Regions from separate parts of the Homo sapiens genome. Here regions 1, 2, 4, 5 and 6 are each linked to region 3. Evidence: chromatin contacts called from ENCODE Hi-C or POLR2A ChIA-PET data. All regions are on one chromosome and are shown on one strand. The core of a region is the stretch at or near the end of the contact, and the rest is flanking DNA. Distances in the headings are between cores, read along the strand shown.

What was found. A loop is a pair of places that touch in the nucleus more often than their neighbours do. ChIA-PET counts read pairs that join two places held with the same protein, here RNA polymerase II (POLR2A). Pooled maps may share reads with other maps.
Region 1: a loop to region 3 is called in a map of posterior cingulate gyrus, with 4 times the contacts of the local background. The contact joins the promoter of PPIAP59 here to the promoter of NR1H2 in region 3. A Hi-C loop is called at or near these places in 13 of 168 maps with a recorded cell type or tissue (Caco-2, IMR-90, MCF 10A and 9 more), 7 of 37 single-sample maps with no recorded cell type and 17 of 50 pooled maps.
Region 2: a pooled map shows a loop between it and region 3 (2.4-fold over the local background). The contact joins the promoter of KLK4 here to the promoter of NR1H2 in region 3. A Hi-C loop is called at or near these places in 10 of 37 single-sample maps with no recorded cell type and 2 of 50 pooled maps.
Region 4: a loop to region 3 is called in a pooled map, with 4 times the contacts of the local background. The contact joins the promoter of NOSIP here to the promoter of NR1H2 in region 3. A Hi-C loop is called at or near these places in 8 of 50 pooled maps. POLR2A ChIA-PET finds 5 or more read pairs at or near these places in 2 of 52 experiments (RWPE1 and activated CD4-positive, alpha-beta T cell).
Region 5: a pooled map shows a loop between it and region 3 (8-fold over the local background). The contact joins the promoter of AP2A1 here to the promoter of NR1H2 in region 3. A Hi-C loop is called at or near these places in 1 of 37 single-sample maps with no recorded cell type and 10 of 50 pooled maps. POLR2A ChIA-PET finds 5 or more read pairs at or near these places in 1 of 52 experiments (activated T-cell).
Region 6: a map of CD8-positive, alpha-beta T cell shows a loop between it and region 3 (10-fold over the local background). The contact joins the promoter of FUZ here to the promoter of NR1H2 in region 3. A Hi-C loop is called at or near these places in 2 of 168 maps with a recorded cell type or tissue (CD8-positive, alpha-beta T cell and naive thymus-derived CD4-positive, alpha-beta T cell), 1 of 37 single-sample maps with no recorded cell type and 8 of 50 pooled maps.

The regions. Positions count from the first base shown.
Region 1 is chr19:50,926,030-50,929,593 of GRCh38, reverse strand. It overlaps PPIAP59 (peptidylprolyl isomerase A pseudogene 59), which reads left to right and starts at 1,977. Exons shown (of 1, transcript XM_047439804.1): 1 at 1,977-2,727. The coding sequence starts at 1,977. The coding sequence ends at 2,516.
Region 2 is chr19:50,910,071-50,913,405 of GRCh38, reverse strand. It overlaps KLK4 (kallikrein related peptidase 4), which reads left to right and starts at 2,011. Exons shown (of 6, transcript NM_004917.5): 1 at 2,011-2,067; 2 at 2,657-2,728. The coding sequence starts at 2,668.
Region 3 is chr19:50,374,083-50,377,706 of GRCh38, reverse strand. It overlaps NR1H2 (nuclear receptor subfamily 1 group H member 2), which reads right to left and starts at 1,250. Exons shown (of 10, transcript NM_007121.7): 1 at 1,131-1,250; 2 at 881-988; 3 at 59-120. The coding sequence starts at 101. RefSeq lists a silencer at 620-709 and an enhancer at 530-1,341.
Region 4 is chr19:49,578,780-49,582,118 of GRCh38, reverse strand. It overlaps NOSIP (nitric oxide synthase interacting protein), which reads left to right and starts at 1,563. Exons shown (of 9, transcript NM_001270960.2): 1 at 1,563-1,604. It overlaps PRRG2 (proline rich and Gla domain 2), which reads right to left and starts at 803. Exons shown (of 7, transcript NM_000951.3): 1 at 638-803.
Region 5 is chr19:49,765,582-49,768,851 of GRCh38, reverse strand. It overlaps AP2A1 (adaptor related protein complex 2 subunit alpha 1), which reads right to left and starts at 1,851. Exons shown (of 23, transcript NM_130787.3): 1 at 1,652-1,851. The coding sequence starts at 1,718. RefSeq lists enhancers at 1,387-2,155, 2,209-3,186 and a silencer at 1,717-2,296.
Region 6 is chr19:49,811,990-49,815,102 of GRCh38, reverse strand. FUZ (fuzzy planar cell polarity protein) reads left to right here and starts at 1,811. Exons shown (of 11, transcript NM_025129.5): 1 at 1,811-2,107; 2 at 2,367-2,488; 3 at 2,768-2,852. The coding sequence starts at 1,997. RefSeq lists enhancers at 1,248-1,297, 1,508-1,747, 1,134-1,940.

The DNA of each region.
Region 1 (3,564 bases), core at 728-3,227, 550 kb before region 3:
AGTTTTGGGCAAGTTCCTTGACCTCTCTGAGCCATGGTGTATAGGTCACACTCTTCACCTGTAACACCAAGATGACAATTCCACCTCATGCACAGTGCCTGCCCCAGAGTTGGCACAGACCAATCTGGTTTCACTTTTTTTTTTTTTTTTTTTTTCAGACAGAGTCTCACTTTTGTCGCCCAGGCTGGAGTGCAGTGGCACGATCTCGGCTCACTGCCACCTCCACCTCCCGGGTTCAAGCAATTCTTCTGCCTCAGCCTCCTGAGTAACTGGGATTACAGGTGCGTGCTACCATGCCCAGCGATGTTTTTTTGTATTTTTGGCAGAGACGGGGTTTCACCGTGTTGGCCAGGCTAATCTCAAACTCCTGACCTCAGGTGATCCGGACCTCAGGTGATCCAACTGCCTCGGCCTCCCAAAATGCTGGGATTACAGGTGTGAGCCACTGTGCCCAGCCTGGTTCCACTTTTATGTAACAAAGTTGTGAGATGTTTTTCAGTTGCCATGGTATTTCAGGTCATATAACCTGAGTACACCCAGATGAACCATGCGTGCAACCACAGGGGGAACCAAAGTGCTTGGATGGAGGAGCAGGGACTGAATTAAGAAGCTGACACTGCATGGCAGGATCCAGGATCCGATCAGATTTGAGCCTTGGTGTCACCCCATGGCAGGATCCAGTCAGATCATGCTTCTCCAGCATCACCTTATTGCCAGATCCAATCAGATCACGCCTCCTTACTCCATGCTTATAAAACCTGCTCCAGCCCCCAGCTCAGGGAGACAGAGTCAGGTATTTCCTCCTATGTCCTTTTGCTGATCAACGTGCAATTAAGTTTTTCTTTTCTCAAAAGCCGGTGCTATGGTATTGGCCTCTATGCACATGGGGCTGTGAGCCCACTGGTTGCATGGTAACACTACCACTTTTGGAATGCATCACTGACGCATCTGAGATGTAGCCTAGAGCCTGGACATTATTTAAAGGGCAGGCTACTGAATCCATAATGTTATAGGTTGAAGTGTTCCCCCACAAAAAGATATGTTGAAGTTTTTTTGTTTTGTTTTGTTTTGTTTTTTTTGTTTTTTTTTTTTTTTGAGATGGAGTTTTGCTCTTGTCACCCAGGCTAGAGTGGATGGTGCAATCTTGGCTCACTGCAACCTCCGCCTCCCACGTTCAAGCAATTCTCCTGCCTCAGCCTCCCAAGTAGGTGGGATTACAGGCATCCACCACCACGCCTGGCTAGTTTTTGTATTTTTTTTTTAGTAGACATGGGGTTTCACCATGTTGGCCAGACTGGTCTTGAACTCCTGACCTCAGGTGATCCACCTGTCTCGGCCTCCCAAAGTGCTGGGATTACAGACGTGAGCCACCGCGCCCAGCCGATATGTTGAGGTTCTAATCGCCAGGACCTCAGAATGTGATCTTAGTTTGAAATACAGTCATTTCAGGTATAAGTAGTTGAAGTCTTACTAGAGTATGGTGGACTCTTAATCCAGTATGACTGGTGTCCTTATAAAAACAGGGAAGAAAATATGAAGACAGACACAAAGGGAGAGGGCCATGTGAAGAGAGAGGCAGAGATTGGAGTATTGCAGCTGCCAGCCAGGGAAGGCCAGTGGTCAGCAGCCGTCAACAGAAGCCAGGAAAGACTCTACGCAGAGCCTGAGGGCGTGTGGCCTTGCCGACACCATGGGGACCTTGATTTCAGACTTACAGTCTCCAGAGCTCTGAGAGAATACATTTCTTTTGTTTAAAGCCACCCAGTTTGTGCTAGTTCGTTACAGCAGCCCCACAGAACTGATACACGAGTGGGTCAGCTCTCGGTGTACACAGGTCCACTTGACAACAGCAGACATACAAAGGGCCATAAAGCACACGAAACAATGCTCAACTTCTTTCGTCATGAGAGGAAATCCAATTCAAGCCACAATTAGACGCTACCACCCACCCATCAGATCGGTTTTAAAAAATTAAAATAGGCTTTGCAGACACTGCCGCTGCGAGTCCTGTACTATCAGCCACGGTCAACCCCACCGTGTTCTTTGACATCGCCGTTGATGGAGAGCCCTTAGGCCACGTGTCCTTCGAGCTGTTTGCAGATAAGTTTCCAAAGTCAGCAGAAAAGGTTCATGCTCTGAGCACTGGAGAGAAAGGATTTGGTTATAAGGGTTCCTGCTTTCACAGAATTATTCCAGGGTTTATGTGTCAGGGTGGTGACTTCACACGCCATAAAGACACCGGTGGCAAGTCCCTCTACAGGGAGAAATTTGATGATGAGAACTTCATCCTAAAGCATACAGGGCCTGGCATCTTGTCCATGGCAAATGCTGGACCCAATACAAATTGTTCCCAGTGTTTCATCTGCACTGCCAAGACTGAGGGGTTGGATGGCAAGCACGTGGTCTTTGGCACGGTGAAAGAAGGCATGAAGATTGTGGAGGCCATGGAGTACTTTGGGCCCAGGAATGGCAAGACCAGCAAGGAGATCACCATTGCTGACTGTGAACAACTCTAAGTTTGACTTGTATTTTATCTTAACGACCAGACCATTCCTTCTGTAGCTTGGGAGAGAACCCCTTCACCCCACTTGCTTGCAGTATCCTAGAATCTTTGTGCTCTCACTGCAGTTCCCTTTGGGTTCCATGTTTTCCTTGTTCCCTTCCATGCCTAGCTGGATTGCAGAGTTAAGTTTATGATTATGAAATAAAAACTAAATAACAAAAAACTACAATAAATTCAATAAAAATAAATAAGATGAAAACGCCAAGATGTTGCACACTTCGTGGGGCACCTCGAACTCTCATACCTGGTTGAAGGGAGTGTCAAATGGTTCAACCGCTTCGGGAAAAAGTCTAGCAGTTTCTGATAATAAAAACCCCAGCCTGGGCCAGGTGCAGTGGCTCACGCCTGTAATCCCAGCACTTTGGGAGGCCAAGGTGGGCAGATCACTTGAGGCCAGGAGTTCGAGACCAGCCTGGCCAACATGGTGAAACCCTGTCTCTAACAAAAATGCAAAAATTAGCCAGGTATGGTGGTGGGAGACTGTAATTCCAGCTACTGGGGAGGCTGAGGCAGAACAATCACTTGAACCCCGGAGGTGAAGGTTGCAGTGAGCCGAGATCACAAAACTGCACTCCAGCCTGAGCGAAGGAGCAAGACTCTGTCTCAAAAAACAAAAATGAAAAAACACCCCATGATCTCACCAACCAGAGGAAACCAATGTTGACATTTGTGTGCGTGCGCGCGTGCGTGTGTGTGTATGTGTGTGCTGGACAGAGACAGGATAGCAGAGCAGCTAGGCACACAGTCTTCCGAGCCAAAATACAAGAATAATAGTACAAATGCAAGAATAATAGTACAACTTCACGGGGTTGTTTCAAGGATAATGGATTACTCAGCAAAGCTTTGGATTTGGATTTGGGTTTCAAGAAAAACTGTCGAGAAACCACTCTACCAAAACACCCCTGCAAGGCAGTAGACCAAGATGAGTGAAATTGTTCATCTTCACAATTAGGAGCTTGTCCTGAGTTTTTGTAGCTTTTTGAAACAGTGCACCTTAAGAA
Region 2 (3,335 bases), core at 762-3,261, 530 kb before region 3:
CAGAGATCAGAGGGTCACAGACAGAGGTCAGAGGGAGAGCGAGAGAGAAGGGATCAGAGAGAGAAAGGGACAGGGACAGGGAAAAGAGAGACAGAGACAGAAACCTGCCAGGGCTTCCTGTTCTGTGGTCCCAGCCTATGTCCCGTCCTGCCCAGAGTTATCTGGGGGCGCACGGGCCCAGGACAGAGTTGGGGGAGGGTCTCACTTGGGATGCTTCCAGTCTGGCAGGTGAGAGAAACAGAGACAAGGGGGAGAGAGACAGAGATGGGACCAGAGAGGCAGAGGAAAAGAGAGCCAGAGAGAAAGAGAGACAGACACACGGGGTGGGCTGTGGGGGAAAGAAGTAAGGAAGGAGAAGGAAAGAGTGTTAGAGACCCAGGAGAGACAGAGAGACACAGAGACATTCCTGCCTCGTCGCGGTCACCTGCGGGCACTATCCCTCACCCGCGCCGGCTCCGCGGTCTACACCCACCCACTCCTTGGATGATCTCACCCGGCCTCGTGGCTGTAAACACCACCTCTCCCCTGATGAGTCCCCGCTGTTTCTCGGCAGTCCTGACCTCGGCCTGCCCCTCCGTGCACCCTCCGCGGTCTACGGCACCCTCTCACCCCCCACCCCCCTTCCCGCACCTATGCGTCTCCACAAGATCCGTAGAGCGCAAGCCAGCAGACCAAGCCTCCACGCCATCCTTGGCCCCTCTGCTCCTGGCCCCCCACTTTCCATCCATCGGGCAGTAACTTGGCTCCACATGCAGAGGGGACCCCGTGTCCATTCACCTCTCTTCTCCCTTGACCCCGTCACCTCCCACCTGGGCTGTTGCCACTGCCCCCCGCCCCGCCCCCACCATCACTCTCCAAGCTGGAAGTTTTTAAAAAGTAAATAAGATTATGTCACTCCATCCTCGTGCTTAAAATCCATTGCACTTAAGTAAAACCCAAGCTCCTTAATCCTGGTACGTAAACTCCTGCAGGCCCGCCCGGTTCCCGGTCTGCGCTCCTACCCGCCCTGCCCTCCTACCCGCCCTGCCCTCCTCTGGCTGGAGCCAAGTTCTCCCCTGCACCCCGCAACCGCCCCTGCTGCGGCGACCCTCCTCCTCCTCTTCCCTGGGATCTCAGCTTAAATGTTCCCCTTCTCTGAGTCTCCCCGACCACCACCTTATATGCTGGTCCCTGCAGTTTTCCTTTATGGTCTGTGCCCCCGGGTAGGACGCGATCCCCAGTGACGAGGACTTTGCTGGTTCCTCCTGTGGCCCCAGCACCTGCCGCAGAGCTCGGAGTGTGGTAGGCACTCAGCTGCTTTTCACTGAGCGAAGACTTTTTAGTTCTCCCGCTCACCGAGAGCCTACAATGTGCCTGGCACTGTGTGCCTTTCCCTGAATTACCTCTTTGAATCCACTTGGGAAATGGGGCATAATGGTCACTCCAGTTTTACAGTTGGAAAAACAGGCTCACAGGGGTGCAGTCACTTGCCCAAGGTTCCAAAAATAGTTCGTGATGTAGGCTGGATACGAACCTGGGGAAATTTGCTGGAGAAGCACAGAAAGAGAGGGATGAAGGAGGAGGGGAGAGAGAGAGAGAGATTTAATTTAAAAAGAGAAAGAACATGAGAGAGAACAGGAGAGAATGAGAGGAAATGAAAGAAAACACGAGAAAAATAATGAGAGAGAGAATGAGAGAAAGAAAGAAGAAGAGAAAGAGAAAATGAGAGATACAGGCAAGAGAGAGGTATCTCATGAGAGAGAATAAGAACATGAAAAGAGAAAGAATGAGAGAGAGAGAGAGAAAGAAAAAGGAGAGTGGAGTCTAGGATCTGGGCAGGGGTCTCCTCCCTGGGTCCCTAGACCCTGCTGCCAGCCCCTTCTGGGCCCCCAACCACTGCCTGGTCAGAGTTGAGGCAGCCTGAGAGAGTTGAGCTGGAAGTTTGCAGCACCTGACCCCTGGAACACATCCCCTGGGGGCAGGCCAGCCCAGGCTGAGGATGCTTATAAGCCCCAAGGAGGCCCCTGCGGGAGGCAGCAGGCTGGAGCTCAGCCCAGCAGTGGAATCCAGGAGCCCAGAGGTGGCCGGGTAAGAGGCCTGGTGGTCCCCCACTAAAAGCCTGCAGTGTTCATGATCCAACTCTCCCTACAGCTCCATGTCGCTGGATTCTCAGCCTCTGTGCCTTCTGTCTCCACATCTCTCTAGACAGATCTCTCACTGTCTCTAGTTAGGAGTCACTGTCTCTAGTTAGGGGTCTCTCTGTCTCTCTGAATCTATATCTCCATGTCTAACTCTCAGACTGTCTCTGAGGATATCTCTCAAGCACTCTGTCTCTCCGGCTCTGATTCTCTGTGTGTCTTCCCTCCATGCTTGTTTGTGGGTGGCTAGACACCATCTCTCCCCATTCACAGATGGCTAGATGCTTTCTCTAAACTTTCCTTTCTACCTAGTTCTCTCTCTCTCTCTCTTTTCCCATCTCTCTCTCTCTTTTTCTCTCTCAGTCTCTAAATCTGTCTCTCTAGGTTCTGGGTCCATGGATGGGAGAGGGGGTAGATGGTCTAGGCTCTTGCCTACCTAATAACGTCCCAGAGGGAAGAAAGGGAGGGACAAAGAGAGGGATGGAGAGACTTGGGCTGAAGATCCCCAGACACGGCTAAGTCTCAGTCCTCATCCCCAGGTGCTGACGTGATGGCCACAGCAGGAAATCCCTGGGGCTGGTTCCTGGGGTACCTCATCCTTGGTGTCGCAGGTATCTGAGTATGCGTGTGTGTGTCTGTCCGTGCTTGGGGGCACAGTGTTTGTTAATGTTCAGGTGTGACTCAGTGTCCTCTTGCTTGTGACTGCAAAGCTGCCTGTGAGACGGTACCGTGTTATCCGTCCCCCATGGCTGTGCCCCTGCAACTCCTTGTATCGTGGTAAATTTGTGTGTGGCAGTGTGCCTGGGTGTGTGGTTGTACCTGTGAGACTCTGACAGTTTGTGCCTCTGAATATCTGGTGGAGTGACAACAGTGTAATGATGATATGGGGACAGGGGAAGCCGAGGGTGCAGGAGATTGTGCTTCCTGGGGCGTGATCCATTGCTGGGAATCTGTGCCTGCTTCCTGGGTCTTCAGTCCTGAGATCCCCCTCTCCCATCCCCAAGGAACTCACCTCACAGGACTATAAAACGGTGTTTTGGTGTGCATGGGCTTGTGGCTTGGTGTGACTGTGGGCAAGGCTGGGAGAGGATAGGAGTGACTCGGCGCAGGACCGACTCTTTGAGCATCAGTCTGCGCAGACAAGTGACCCGATCCTTGCTCCCAGCAACAACTCCACCCCCTGAGCTTTAATTCACCCCGAAGGACCCGATCCTACTG
Region 3 (3,624 bases), core at 1-2,500:
GTACAGTGAGCTTCTGCTCGTGTGTGATAAGGGCTGGGTGGGGAAGAGAGTCACTCACCAGGCAGGGGGGTATCCAGGGAACTCGTGGTAGGAGAGGACATGGTGGGGTCACGGAGCAGCCTGTAGAATACAGGGGATTGAGAGCCTTGTGGGGCTAAGAAGGGTTAGGTTAGGTCAGTTACAGGTCCTGACAGGGCTTTCCCTTTTTTTTCCATCTCTCCAAAGACCCTACTCTCAGCCACAACCCTGGTTCCTGCCAGCCTACAAACCCTCCCCATCCTTCTAACAAGACCTGCCCCCTTCTGTTCCACGCCAGCCTTCAGCTTGGTCTTAAGCCCCGCCCCTGCTGTAGGCCCCGCCCCCTCAGGTCCAATCCACCTGCTTTTTCTAGGTAGGGCCCATTCTCCTTTAATCATGCTCTGCCTTCACGGCCTCCATGCCATGTAGTTTCCCCCCACCTCCTCTTCTTAAGACTCTACCTCACTTCTGCCCCAAGCATCCCTATTTCTCATTCTGACCCCACCTCCTCCTACTATGCTCCGCCCTCAACCTTCCAGGTTCAGCCCCTAAAGCCCCCATCATGGGCCTCCCAACACCTTGCCCCGCCCCATATGCATCCCTCCCTCCAAGCCTCACCCCCACAACCTCGCTCCAGGTCCCCATCCCCTCCCATCATGCCCCGCCCCCGCCCCGCCTCCTCCCTTCCTACTGCACCCCCACAACCTCGCTCCAGGCCCCGCCACATCTCCTCCCATCATGCCCCGCCCCCAGCCCCGCCTCCTCCCTTCATGCCCCGCCCCCGCACCGCGCTGCAGGTCCCGCCCCATCACCTCCCATCATGCCCCGCCCCGCCTCCTCCATTCATGCTCCGCCCTCGCACCTCTCTCCAGGTCCCGCCCCTCTCCAAGCAACAGCGGGGGGCGGGGCTCATGGCTGCGCGCGGGGGTCTCGTGGACGGCCTCTCGCGGAGTGAACTACTCCTGTTGCCCTGGAAACAGCCGCGGGAGGCGCGAATTACCGAGGGGAGGAAATGGAAGGAGAGAAGGGGGCAGAGCGGAGTACGCGGGGAGCGCCGAGAAGCCCCGGGTTCGGGGCTCCTCCTGCGTCTCCCCACTCTCGGGTGCACCTACCTGGGTTCCCTTGCTCTGCTTTTCTTCGTCCTCCTCTTTAGCCCCTGACACACCGCCGCTACTCAAATACCCTCAAAAGTAACTTCGCCACTTCTTCCGGCAACCCCGCCCTTGCGTCACGTCCGGAAGAGGGGCGGAGCGTGAAACTTGACGAACTTCCGGTCCGCTTAGGACCAGCCGAAGCTGCTGCCCCGCACGGAAGTTGGAAACTCACCGGAAGTTTACCGGGTAGATCTACTGGGACTTGGCAGAAGAGTTCCGAACCCATTTCCTCGCTTCTTGGGAGCCAAACCTCCAGCCCCGCGCTTTGTGGCTTTAGCTCATTCATGCGCTTCTCTGAGCCTGCGGCCAAACCCTAGCTATAGCTGCTTGTCGCACATGACTGATTTAAGGCACGTTTGCACTTTTTTGGTCGTTACAAGTTTTCTGATTTTGGAGTCGTGCTGCTTGTTAGTTTTATTTATTTTTATTTATTTATTTGGAGAGGTCTCACTCTGTCACCCCAGACTGGAGTGCAGTGGTGTGATCTCAGCTCACTCCAGCCTCTGCGTCCTGGGTTCAAGAGATTCTCTTGCCTCACCCTCCCAAGTAACTGGGATTACAGGCATGTGCCACCACGCCCGGCTCATTTTTTTGTATTTTTAGTAGAGACAGGGTTTCGCCATGTTGGCGAGGCTGGTCTCGAACTCCTGACTTCAAATGATCCGCCTGCCTCGGCCTCCCAAAGTGCTGGGATTACAGGCGTGAGCTGCGGCACCGGGCTTATTTTTACTTTTTTTTTTTTGAGATGGAGTCTCACTCTGTTGCCCAGGCTGGAGTGCAGTGCCGCGATCTCAGCTAACTGCAACTTCCGCCTCCTGGGTTCAAGCGATTCTCCTGCCTCAGCCTCCCTTGTAGCTGGGATTACAGGTGCCCACCACCACGGCCGGCTAATTTTTCTATTTTTAGTAGAGATGGGGTTTCACCATGTTTGCCAGGCTGGTATCGAACTCCTGACCTCAGGCAATCCACCTACCTCGGCCTTCCAGAGTGTTGGGATTACAGGCGTGAGCCGCTGTGCCTGGCCAGATTTGAGATGTCAGAATTTTCTCATTGTTAAAATTTTGCAAAAATGGTTTCAATAACTTGGTGATTGGAAGAATTAAAAAAGCTCAGTCTCGGACCGGGCGCGGTGGCTCACGCCTGTAATCCCAGCACTTTGGGAGGCCGAGGTGGGCAGATCACCTGAGGTCGGGAGTTTGAGATCAGCCTGACCAACATGGAGAAACTCCGTCTCTACTAAAAATACAAAATTAGCCAGGCATGGTGGCGGGCGCCTGTAATCCCAGCTACTCGGGAGAGGCTGAGGCAGGAGAATCGCTTGAACCCAGGAGGCGGAGGTTGCGGTGAGCCGAGGTTGCGGTGAGCCGAGATTGCGCCATTGCACTCCAGTCTGGGTAACAAGAGCGAAACTCCGTCTCAAAAATAAAATGCAATAAAAATAAAGGAATAAAAGAATGGCTACTCCAGGTAGAGCAGCGGCTTGGGCTGTTCACTGTGATTATACTTATAGTTATTTCTTGATTATATACTAAACAACGGGTGGATTATTCATGAGTTTTCCAGGAAAAGGGTAGGCAATTCTCAGAATTGAGGGTTCCTCCCCCGTTTAGACCATATAGGGGAACTTCCTGACGTTGCCATGGCATTTGTAAGCTGTCATCGTGCTGGTGGGTGTGACTTTTAGCATGCTAATGCGTTATAATTAGTGTATAATGAGCCATGAGGACGGCTAGAGGTCACTCTCATCGCCATCTTGGTTTTGCTGGGATCTGGCTGACTTCTTTACTGCATATGCTGTTTTATCAGCAAGCTCTTTGTGACCCGTATCTTGTGCCAACCTCCTATCCTATCTCATCCTGTGACTAAGAATGCCTTAACCTCCTGGGAACGCAGCCCAGTAGGTCTCAGCCTTATTTTACCAAGCTCCTATTCAAGACAGAATCGCTGTGGTTGGAATGCCTCTGACATATGTGTATGCCTTTATAAAAAAGAAATGGGACTATGTGATCCATGCTCTTCTGTAACTTATTATGTCTACTCAGGCCCATCGTTTGAGATTGTGGAATTTTCCACCTAGGGATGTTAGAAGCGAAACAAGTGATTAACATGAGCGTTGGAAATGGCAGAACCTGGTGTCTCTGTCACTTCCTTCCTGTGTAACACTGAGCCCAGTTCCTTAACCTCCCCGTGCCTCAGTTTCCTTGCCTGTAAATTGCAAACAGGAGTGAGAAAGCCGGGCATGGTGGCTCATGCCTGTAATCCCAGCACTTTGGGAGGCCAAGGCAGGTGGATCACCTGAGATCAGGAGTTCGAGACTAGCCTGACCAACTTGCTGAAACCTGGTCTCTACTAAAAATATAAAATTAGCCGGGCATGGTGGCGGGCACCTGTAATCCCAGCTACTCAGGAGGCTGAGGCAGGAGAATTGAACCCGGGAGACAGAGGTTGTGGT
Region 4 (3,339 bases), core at 314-2,813, 800 kb after region 3:
CAGGTGCGCACCACCACGCCTGGCTAATTTTTTGTATTTTTAGTAGAGATGGGGTTTCACCATGTTGGCCAGGCTGGTCTCAAACTCCTGACCTCAAGTGATCCACCCGCCTCGGCCTCCCAAAGTGCTGGGATTACAGGTGTGAGCCACTGCGCCCGACCAGGAGTCCTATTATTATCCCCAGTATAGAGAACAGGAAACTGAGGCACAGAGAGGTAATATAGCTTGCCGAAGGTCACACAGTGTGCAAGTGTGAGAGCCAGGATTTCAGTGAAGGCAGTGTCCGCCAGAGAAGAAAGCAAGGAGCAGGCAGCTTATCTTTCTTTCCCCACTGTGTCTACAGCACCTGACACAGATGCTTATAAACATGTCCACTGGTGATCTGGAGTCTTCCCTTCCTGGTAATTTCCACTTGTGCCTCTTTCTGTGCTCATTGTCACATCCACCCACAGACAACAAAGATTACGAGAGAGGCAGAGGCAGGGGATTAGTTATATTATTGGGTCTAGGGACCTAAGTGGGCAGGGGCCCTGGACTCCTGGGCCTAGGAGCCCCAAACTTCTGGGTCTCGGAGGGGCGGGGAGCCAGGATGCCTGGGTCCCCAAGCCAGGCTCTTCCTCCAGGGACATTCACTTACCTGCCCAGAAATGTGAGCACTGCCCCTTCCTCTTTAATCGAGAACTCCTTGGCCAGCTACAGCCAGCTGTGAAAGGGGACAGGGAAGAGGGGAGGGGATAAGGAGGAGGGGCGCCCCACTCCCGGTAACCAGGCCTGATCCCCGTTTCTGGCAGGTGGGCGGAACTTGCCATTACCTGCCCTGGGCGGGACTCAGGTAAGGGACAAAGTATTTAAAGGGACCTTGGGATAAAGGACTTAAAGGCCAGAGCTCCATGAGGAAGCCAAGGTGTCGAATACCATGGGATACCTGGGGGATTAGATTCGACCCTCCTCCTCCCTCCCGACCCCTACCCGCTCTGGCTCTCCCCTGGGAGTTCGTCTGTCCGAGCTAGAAAAATTAATATCTAGGTCTCTAGGTATCTAGAAACTAGCGGGAACGATATGCCTTAGTCCCTGGGACAGCTGGGCAGTGCCGCAGTAAATCCCTGTTTCCTGAGAGCGACTTGAACGGCTTTGATTTTCAATTTCCCAATGGCTCTGTCTGTAAAATGGGAGCGTAGTTGTCTCTTCTCAATTGTTTTAAGATGCAGCAAGAAAAGTGGATGATATATTTGGGAAAGTGGGCTTCCCGATCTCTAGGGGAAGTGATTAGTCCTTAAATTTGGGCTTGGAGAGACTCAAAACCTGGGAACCAAGCAGGAAAAAACGATCTCCCTGGGAAATGCCTCGTACATAGTAAGCGTTCCCCATATTCCCACCAGTTTCAATATCCGGAACTTTCGATTAGCTACTCACGTTTCCGGAGAGAGAAAGAGAAGAGAGGACTTGAGCAAGCCAGGCGAGGCACTTCCGCAACTAGGGGCAGCTCTACTTCCGGTGCCTTCTGCTGGGCGGAAGTGGGCGGAGCGGAGGGGGAAAATAGTGCTCCTTTCCGGTGTCGGGGCACAGTTGAAGAAGCGACCGAGGGACTGGGAGTCGTTAGTGAGGTGAGTTCGAGGCGGTGCAGGAAGAGTGTTGCTGGGATCGCTTTCCTGCGGGCTAGAGGCCTGGGGTCTTGAGGGAGACTGGGGCAAGATTTTGGATTCCCGATTCCCTGTCAATCATTATTAATACAGCTGTCCGGGCGCCCCAAGTTTGAAGCTGAACTACACTCTGCTGGAGGTGGCCAACCGTCCATCGGGCAGTTCTCTCTCTCTTTGTCTCTCTCTCTCACTATAAACTCAGTCAAGTGGTAGCTAGCATCGGCCAGTTCTCCTGAGAGTTACAGTTCTGCTGTAGATGATGGCTATTTGCTGGTGGTCCCAAGGGAAGGAGTGGACTGGGATTGCTGGGGGTCTAAGGAGTGGGAGTTGAGGAGGGAGAACTCCTTTCCTGGCCTCAGTTTCTCAGACTGTGGTGGGACGGCGGGCGATACTAGATTGTGCAGTCATCCATCGCCACCTTCTCTTCACCTTTTTGACAGCCCCTTCCCTTTCGGGGTTGGTGCAGGGATTCACGTTTTCTTGTGTGGAGCTTCGGGGTCAGGCAGTCATGGATTCCCATTCTGATTGTGCTGCTAATTCTGTGAACTTGGGGCTTGAACGGTCCTTGAGGCAGTTTGATGTTAATGTTTTCTTACGAAAATGTTCAAACTTATATAAAAGTGAGAGAAGAATACAGGAATTCCTGTCACCCAAATCACCAATGATTATTTTTGCCATACTTGCTGTATTTTTTTAAACTTAAAGAGATTAAAACAAATCGTAGGCATCATGACACTTAAGGATTGTCAAAAGACAAAATTGCAACACATTTAGTGAGAAGATCTTAATTGGCATTTATTCGTGAATCTACAATCAAACAACATCTAATTATGGAAAATAGCGTGAGTGTTCCGATGAGCTGAGCAGAGGTTGTTTTCAGAGACAAAGGGCTGAGAAAATCAGAAACGGAAAACAAAAAGCTAGTTGATTAAATTGATTAACTTGATTAAATTTCTAAGTTAAAGGTTAAAGTAGAGGGGACTTCCTTTATCAGGTGGGCTAAAACTGGGTTGTTTGGGGATTTGGCTATTATCTCTCTCCTGATATCTCAGAAGATCAGATATCAACTTAGTTTTGGCTTGGAAGCATGGAACTTTAGCATGAGTGTCTCCATTTTGGTTTGGTCTGTTGAACCTAGTGCAGGAGCTCAATCCAAACCAATGACCTTCTATAAATTTTATCTAACAGGGTGCGTGTGTAAAAACCAGAAACATTGCTGATATGACCACAATACCATCATCACACTTTAAAAGAACAACCGTAATTCTAGACTACTATCCATTACGTGGTGCAGAGTCAAGTCCAGTGTAACTGTGGGTTTGTTGGAATCAGGATATAGTTAAGTAATTGCTATCGTCTTTTACATCTCTCTTAATTTAGAACTGTTCCCCCTTCCACTCCACTTTGGTTATTTCTTGGTGTAATCGATTCATTGAAGAAACTAATTCTAGTTCAGTTGATCATCCCACCATCTGAATTTGTCCCGTTTGCTTTTTTGTGGTCTCATTTTACCTGCTTCTGTTTTCTTTCTTTTTTTTTTTAAGTATTTAAAAATAGGCCAGACACAGTGGCTCATGCCTGTAATCCCAGCACTTTGGGAGGCCAAGGCGGGCGGATCATGAGATCAGGAGATCAAGACCATCCTGGCTAACACGGTGAAACCCCTTAGCCGGGCATGATGGCAGGCACCTGTAGTCCC
Region 5 (3,270 bases), core at 602-3,101, 610 kb after region 3:
GGCAAGACACTGTTATGAATGAAGTTTGCAGACAAGAAAACGTCCTGAAAGAGGTTAAACAACTCGTGGAGGGTCACATCCCTGGTGGGTAACAGAGGCAGCCCCCGTCTGCTAACAGTGGCTCCCAGCTCCTCCACAACCCCCATAGCCCCGCCCCTTATCATAACAAGTGATCATTTCTCCTCCAACTGATACTCAACTGTTTCCACCCTCCTGTTCCCTGAGCACCTATTACATGCCAGATCCTTCCATAACAGTTAAATTCTAAAACAACAACCATCACTGGGTACTTTACAGGGCTGCTGTTCAGAGCCAACGGAGTAAAAACAATAGCCAAGTTCCATCTGGGGCCTGGAACGAGTGAAAGGCCTGAGGGGCATTGTCACAAGCCCCTCAGGAAGATACTATCAGCAGTCTCTCTTGACAGATGAGGAAACCGAGAGGTGAAGTCCCTCATTCAAGGTCACACAGCCAGGGAGTGGCAGTGCTCAAACGCAAACCCAAGTCTGGCTGACCCCAGAGCCCATGCGGATGCAGCCTCTGAAGACTCCTGGCAGCTCCAATCACCCACAGCCATTCCCAGGAGTTGAGAGCTGACTTGCCGCCAGGATTCCCATCGTCACGACAACTCTTCCTGGCAGGGACCACCGTCCCCATATTACTGTGGTCAAATAGAAAAGGGCTCAGATCCCTGCCTGTCCTGCTGCCTGACCCCTGACCTCTCTCTGGGATTAGACTTCCCCTATTCCCAGCTTTCCAGATATCTACCCCTCAAGCACTTCAGAACCCAACGCCTTCCTTGAGGTCTGGGCGCTCCTTCTTCTACCCTTTCCCCAATCCCCTACTCTAATGTCCTCTTCTTTCCTGGCCCCCCGTTCCCTGTCACAGGTTCTCCCAAGACCTTACACCGACAGCTCTTTTCCTCTGTGTTCCTTGGGTCCCTCCTTTCCCCTCAGCTGCCCCTCTAGCCCCCTCCACACTGCCTTCCATGTCTTCTAGGCAATCTCCCACCCTGAAGCCCCTCTATCCTTCACCAGGGTGTCCTTATAGTCTCCCCGTCCCATCATCTCCCTGCCCCAAACTCATGGACTTTCAACCACTCTCAGGCCTCCTCTATACCACTGGCCAGGAGCCTCGGTGACCTATCTAACCCCTTTCCCCTGTATGACACCCCCTATCCCAGGTCCTCAAGCCCTGCTTCATTAGGCTTCCGGCATTCCACTTCCTCCAGGTCCCCTCTGGCCTCTTCCCATTCCATCGCTCCACAGGGCACCCCCGCCATACACTTCTTTCACTTCTTCTCTACATTGGGAATCCCTCTAACCCCATCGTTTGTAAGATCCCCCAGCTTTTCAGTCTTTCCCAGGGGACACCTCTATGCTCCCATCCCCGGGACCTCACTGGCTTCCTCCCCTTTCAAGCCCTCCCGGACCCCTCTAGCTACTCCGTGTCGTCACCTCAAGAGGCACTCTATGACACCCCAAGCCCCTACGTGCCCCCCACTCTAAAGTTCTTCCTGGGGCCCATCTATGCTGTCCCTATACGGCCGCAGAGGCTTTTGATCCCCCGGGTCCCTCTGTGATCCCCAAACCCCTCAATTTCACGCTCCCCCCTCCCCCGCGTCTCCAGTGTCCCCCGGCCGCGCGCTCACAGTTCCGGATGTCGGAGATGAACACCGCGAGCCCCCGCATCCCATCGCCCTTGGACACGGCCGGCATGATGGCGGTGGTGTCGGCTCCAGGCCTGGCCGGACAGGGCACAGAGCAGCGGGGGCTGGCAAGCGGGGACCGGGCGGAAAGGACCCCAGGCAGCGCCAAGGAGCCGAGCCGGCCGCGGGGAGGGCTGGCTGGCGGGCGGGCGGGCGGGCTGGCAGGCCGTGGCACCGCCCCCTGCCCCTCCCCTCCGCCCGCGGTCCGGAGCTCTGAGCCGCCCACTGGCTTGAGCTCCTGCCGCTCACAGGCGGGTTTCTCCCCCACTTCCTCTCTCATTGGCCGCCAAGCAAAGGCACGACGCTACGATTGGCCCAGTGTTCCGCTATTTCCGTTTGGGAGCTGGGGAGGGGGGGGAGGAGGCGTTGCCCGAGAGACGGGCGGGGTTCGATTGCGTATCATGGGCCCGCCCCCTCCGCGCGGCCAGGTCAAACACTGATTGGATCTAGCGGCTCTCCAAGGAGGAAGGGAGGGACGTGAAGGAAGGCGGGGAACGGTCCTAGGAGGCGGGACTTAGGTTGACTGGGACCAATGAACGGGTAGACCTGCCCCGCAGGCGTCGCGGATTGGCGAGATCTGTCCTACTTCAGCCCTCCATTGGGCGGCTGTGGGGCGGGCGGAAGGCGAAGATCAGTAGAGAAGGAAAGAGGGGAGGGTGTCACTCCGCTCGGCTGGGATAGGTGGAGCGACGCCTGCAATTCCCTGCTGCAGAGAAGGGGTTGGGCGAGGCAAGAGAGCGTGCGGTGTTTACTGCGCAAGCGTCTCCGTGTTCCCTTTCTCCCTCCACTGTCACCCCCGACTGCTGAAATCCTCTTCTAGGAAGCCTTCCTCCCCTCCCCCCTTCTCTGCAGCCAACGTGTCGGGACTTGAGTTGTCAGGAGACCTAGAATCTCAGAGTGAAAAACAGTAATTCAAGGCTAGTCCCATTAAGCAGAAGTTAAAACTTAGGTCGAGAGGGCGAATGACTTGCCCAGGGCCACACAGCTTGGAAGTGAAAAAGCAGAAATAAACGTAAACCGTATCTTGGCTTACTTTTCAATATATGTTGCCTTTTTTTTTTTGTCCAACCGCAGTGTCTCTCGGGCAGCCTCCATTGTAGCAGATATCAAACCAAAATTGATTGTCTCCTCCAGACTGGGAACTCCTTCTGGGCAAGAATGGGACCTGGCCTTGAACAGTTTCAACAACATTTGTTAAAAGAAGAAATAGGTGAATCTGCTTTGGCCCAGCCCCAGCCTCCATCCCCAACCCCCAGCTCCCCAGAGACTCTTTGGTAAACTGGCTTTGGGGAAGGCAAAACGGCCAGAACTCCCAACGCCCCAGGAGATTGAGAAATTTGGGACAAAGGGAACTGGAAGAGTCCATTTCTGTCACCTGTAGGAACAAAACTCCACCCCATCAGCCTTTTCTAATCTCAGAAGCCAAGAATTCCTGGAATGAGCCTTGGGGGTGTGTTCTGGACCTTTGGAATGGCCATTCTGAATCCTGGGAGATGGAAAGGAGGTTGAGAAGAGCCCACCTTCCAGGCTCAATGGATGCGTCCATTTGGGTTTCCAGGAAT
Region 6 (3,113 bases), core at 562-3,061, 560 kb after region 3:
GGGATTACAGGCGTAAGCCGCCGCGCCTGGCCTGCTGAAGCCTTCAAATCCATACAATCATATGATTTTACTCCTGTGTGCTTGGCAGGCATCTTTCCAATTTTATGAACACTTTCTTACATTACTAGTATGCCATTGTTACCTGTAACAAAATTAACTTCTTAGTATCATCCAACAGTAAGTGTGTAATCAAACGTTCCAATTGTCTCAAAATGTGTTTTTACAGTTGGTTTATTTGTATCAGGATCCAAACAAAGACCACACACATATTTAGACATTATGTCTCAAGTTTCTTTTCATCTAGAGCAGCCCCCTCTTTTATGCCTGTGTAACTAACATTTTAATAAAGTTGTAAGGAAGATAAAAGTAATCCAGAGAAAGGAAAAAAAATATCAATAGGCAAGAAGGAAGATTAAAATGGTACCTAGGCCAGGCATGGTGGCTCCTGCCTGTAGTCCCAGCACTTTGAGAGGCTGAGGTGGGTGGATCATTTGAGCCAAAGAGTTTGAGACCAGCTTGGGCAACATGGCGACACCCTGTCTCCACAAAAACTACAAAAATTAGCTGGACGTGGTGGGGGCACACCTGTAATCCCAGCTACTCAGGAGGCTGAGGCAGGAGAATCGCTTGAATCCTGGAGGCGGAGGTTGCAGTTAGCCGAGATGGTTCCACTGCACTCCACCTTGGGCGACAGAACGAGACCCTGTCCCCTCTCCCAAAAAAAAAAAAAAGAGAAAAAGATGTACTTTAGGAAGTAGGAAAATTAAAAATTATGCTAGAAAGATGGGCTGATCTGCAAGAAGGAAGAGGAAGGGAAAAATGAATCATAAATACTTTTGTCATTACAAGTAAATGCTGCCTGTGTAAAATAATAAAAATATTCATAAGGGCATTTTAAAAAGTCAGTAAAATGCTGTCCCAGCACTAGTTGGCTAGTCTGGAGGAGTTCAACAACCTAATGTACATCAATACAGAATTGGTCAAATCAATTTGTCACATCCATAAAATAGATTATAAAAATACATTATTAAGATGAAATAGACATACTTTTTCATGGCAAAAAAGAAAGTGTGGAAATGTTAGTATATTGATCATCTTTGTGAAAACGTATGAATAGTCTACGTTAAACTGTATTTTAGGAAAAAAATTGGGGAAGGGATTTTTCACATTTTACATGGTATGCTATCATGTATAAATTCATTACAGAAATGATATTATTTTTATTATTCTGGAAAATAAAGGATTTCCTTGTTTTCTTTTTTCTAATAACAAAAACAACCTTTTTTTTAGTGGTTACTAGGCAACGATCGCTGGACTCAACCACCCTCGAAGGTTGTAGGGGAGATGGTGTTTTTCTCGATTTCGCCCCAAGGAGGGTGCTCGGACTTCGACGTGCCGCCATCTTTGAGCAGGGCACAGCTGTTTACAGCCTTGGAATGGATATCAGGCTGAATGGTGGTTGCTTGGCAACGCCCCGCCACGGTCGCCATCTTTGAGTAGGGCACATTGTTTACTACTATATACTGGAAACCTACAGGGAATGTGGTTGCTAGGCAATGCTTTGGGACCATCGCAATCTTTGATCCGGGCACAGCTGTTTTTTCCGTTTAGAATGTAAATCATCAAAGCCTACAGGATGGTGGCTAGGCAACGCCTTGGCGCAGTCATCATCTTCAATCCGGCTTCTTGGTTCTCTTTACCTCCTCGGAGAAACTAGAAAGCTTTGCAAATTCAATTTGCCGCCATCTTTGTTAGGGGTACCGTGACTTCCGGCTAGGGCGGAAGAGAACCTAATGGGTTTGGGGGAGGTGCCTGAATAGGGTTTGAGGGTCTGTTTGAGTTGGGTGAAGAAGGCGGGAAGTTAATCCTCTTCCAATCAGCTCCCCATCTCGCCCTCTGGCGGCTCCGGACCACAGGCCGAGTTACTCTGATTACCGCCATGCTCCAAGACCCGCACTGACAGTCCCCACGTGAGGGACCGCGGTGGGAGTCCTAAATGGGGGAGGAGGGGACGGGCGGCACTGTGCATCTGCTGTGCCTCGCGGCCTCCAGCGGGGTCCCCCTATTCTGCAGGAGCAGTCGCGGCGGCGCCCCCGCCCGTCAGCAGGTGGGGCCTTGGACGCCTGTATCTAAACCGAAGGGGGTTCGGTGTTTTGACTCTGGGTCTTCAAGGCAGTAGGGGCTGGGGAAGTTTCAGTGTTGAATTTGTAGGACCGAGGAGGCAATGGACCAATAAGCCTGGTTCCCCAAAGAGGCACTGCCAGGTCATATGGAAAGAGGATGGGGCTGGGAGCTGGCACACTTGGGTCCTAAGGGGGAAGGGGATGGGGGGGTGCTCTTGTCTGATGTCCCTAACCCCTCCTTAGCTCCCGTTCTCTGTCATCGGTTCCCTCAATGGAGTCCACATGTTTGGGCAGAATCTGGAGGTGCAGCTGAGCTCTGCGAGGACCGAGAACACGACTGTGGTGTGGAAAAGCTTCCATGACAGGTCCCCAGGAGGGAACGTGGGACAGGGACAGGGCCTGGGTGATAGTCCCTGTTGAAGATGACCCCGGAGGCCTTCCAGCTCTCTAAAAGCAGCTGTTAATTTGGCTATGGGATCTTTAGCAAGCCAGTTACCCTCTTTGATCCCTGATGTTCTCTATAAGAAAGGCAGGTTGGTCTGAGAGAGGATGTATCTGGTGTTCTAGGATCAATGGGCGGACTCCAACATACCCCTTCCTGATTCCCCAGGCCTTGACTCATTCTTCTCACTTCCATTCCACAGCATCACCCTCATTGTTCTGTCATCTGAGGTGGGCATCTCTGAGCTGAGGCTGGAGAGACTACTCCAAATGGTGTTTGGAGCCATGGTGAGACTCACCAGTCCTCTTTTCTCCCCAGACCAGGAATCTGAGATCTCAGCATCCTTTTCCCTCAGACCTAGGAGTGCAGACCACCAACACTTCCTTCCTCAGAACCCAGGAATCTTTTGTTTGTTTGTTTGTTTTGTTTTGAGACGGAGTCTCGCTCTGTTGCCCAGGCTGGAGTGCAGTGGCTTGATCTCGGCTCACTGCAACCTCTGCCTCCCAGGTTCAAGCGATTCTCGTGCCTCAGCTTCCCAAGTAGCTGGG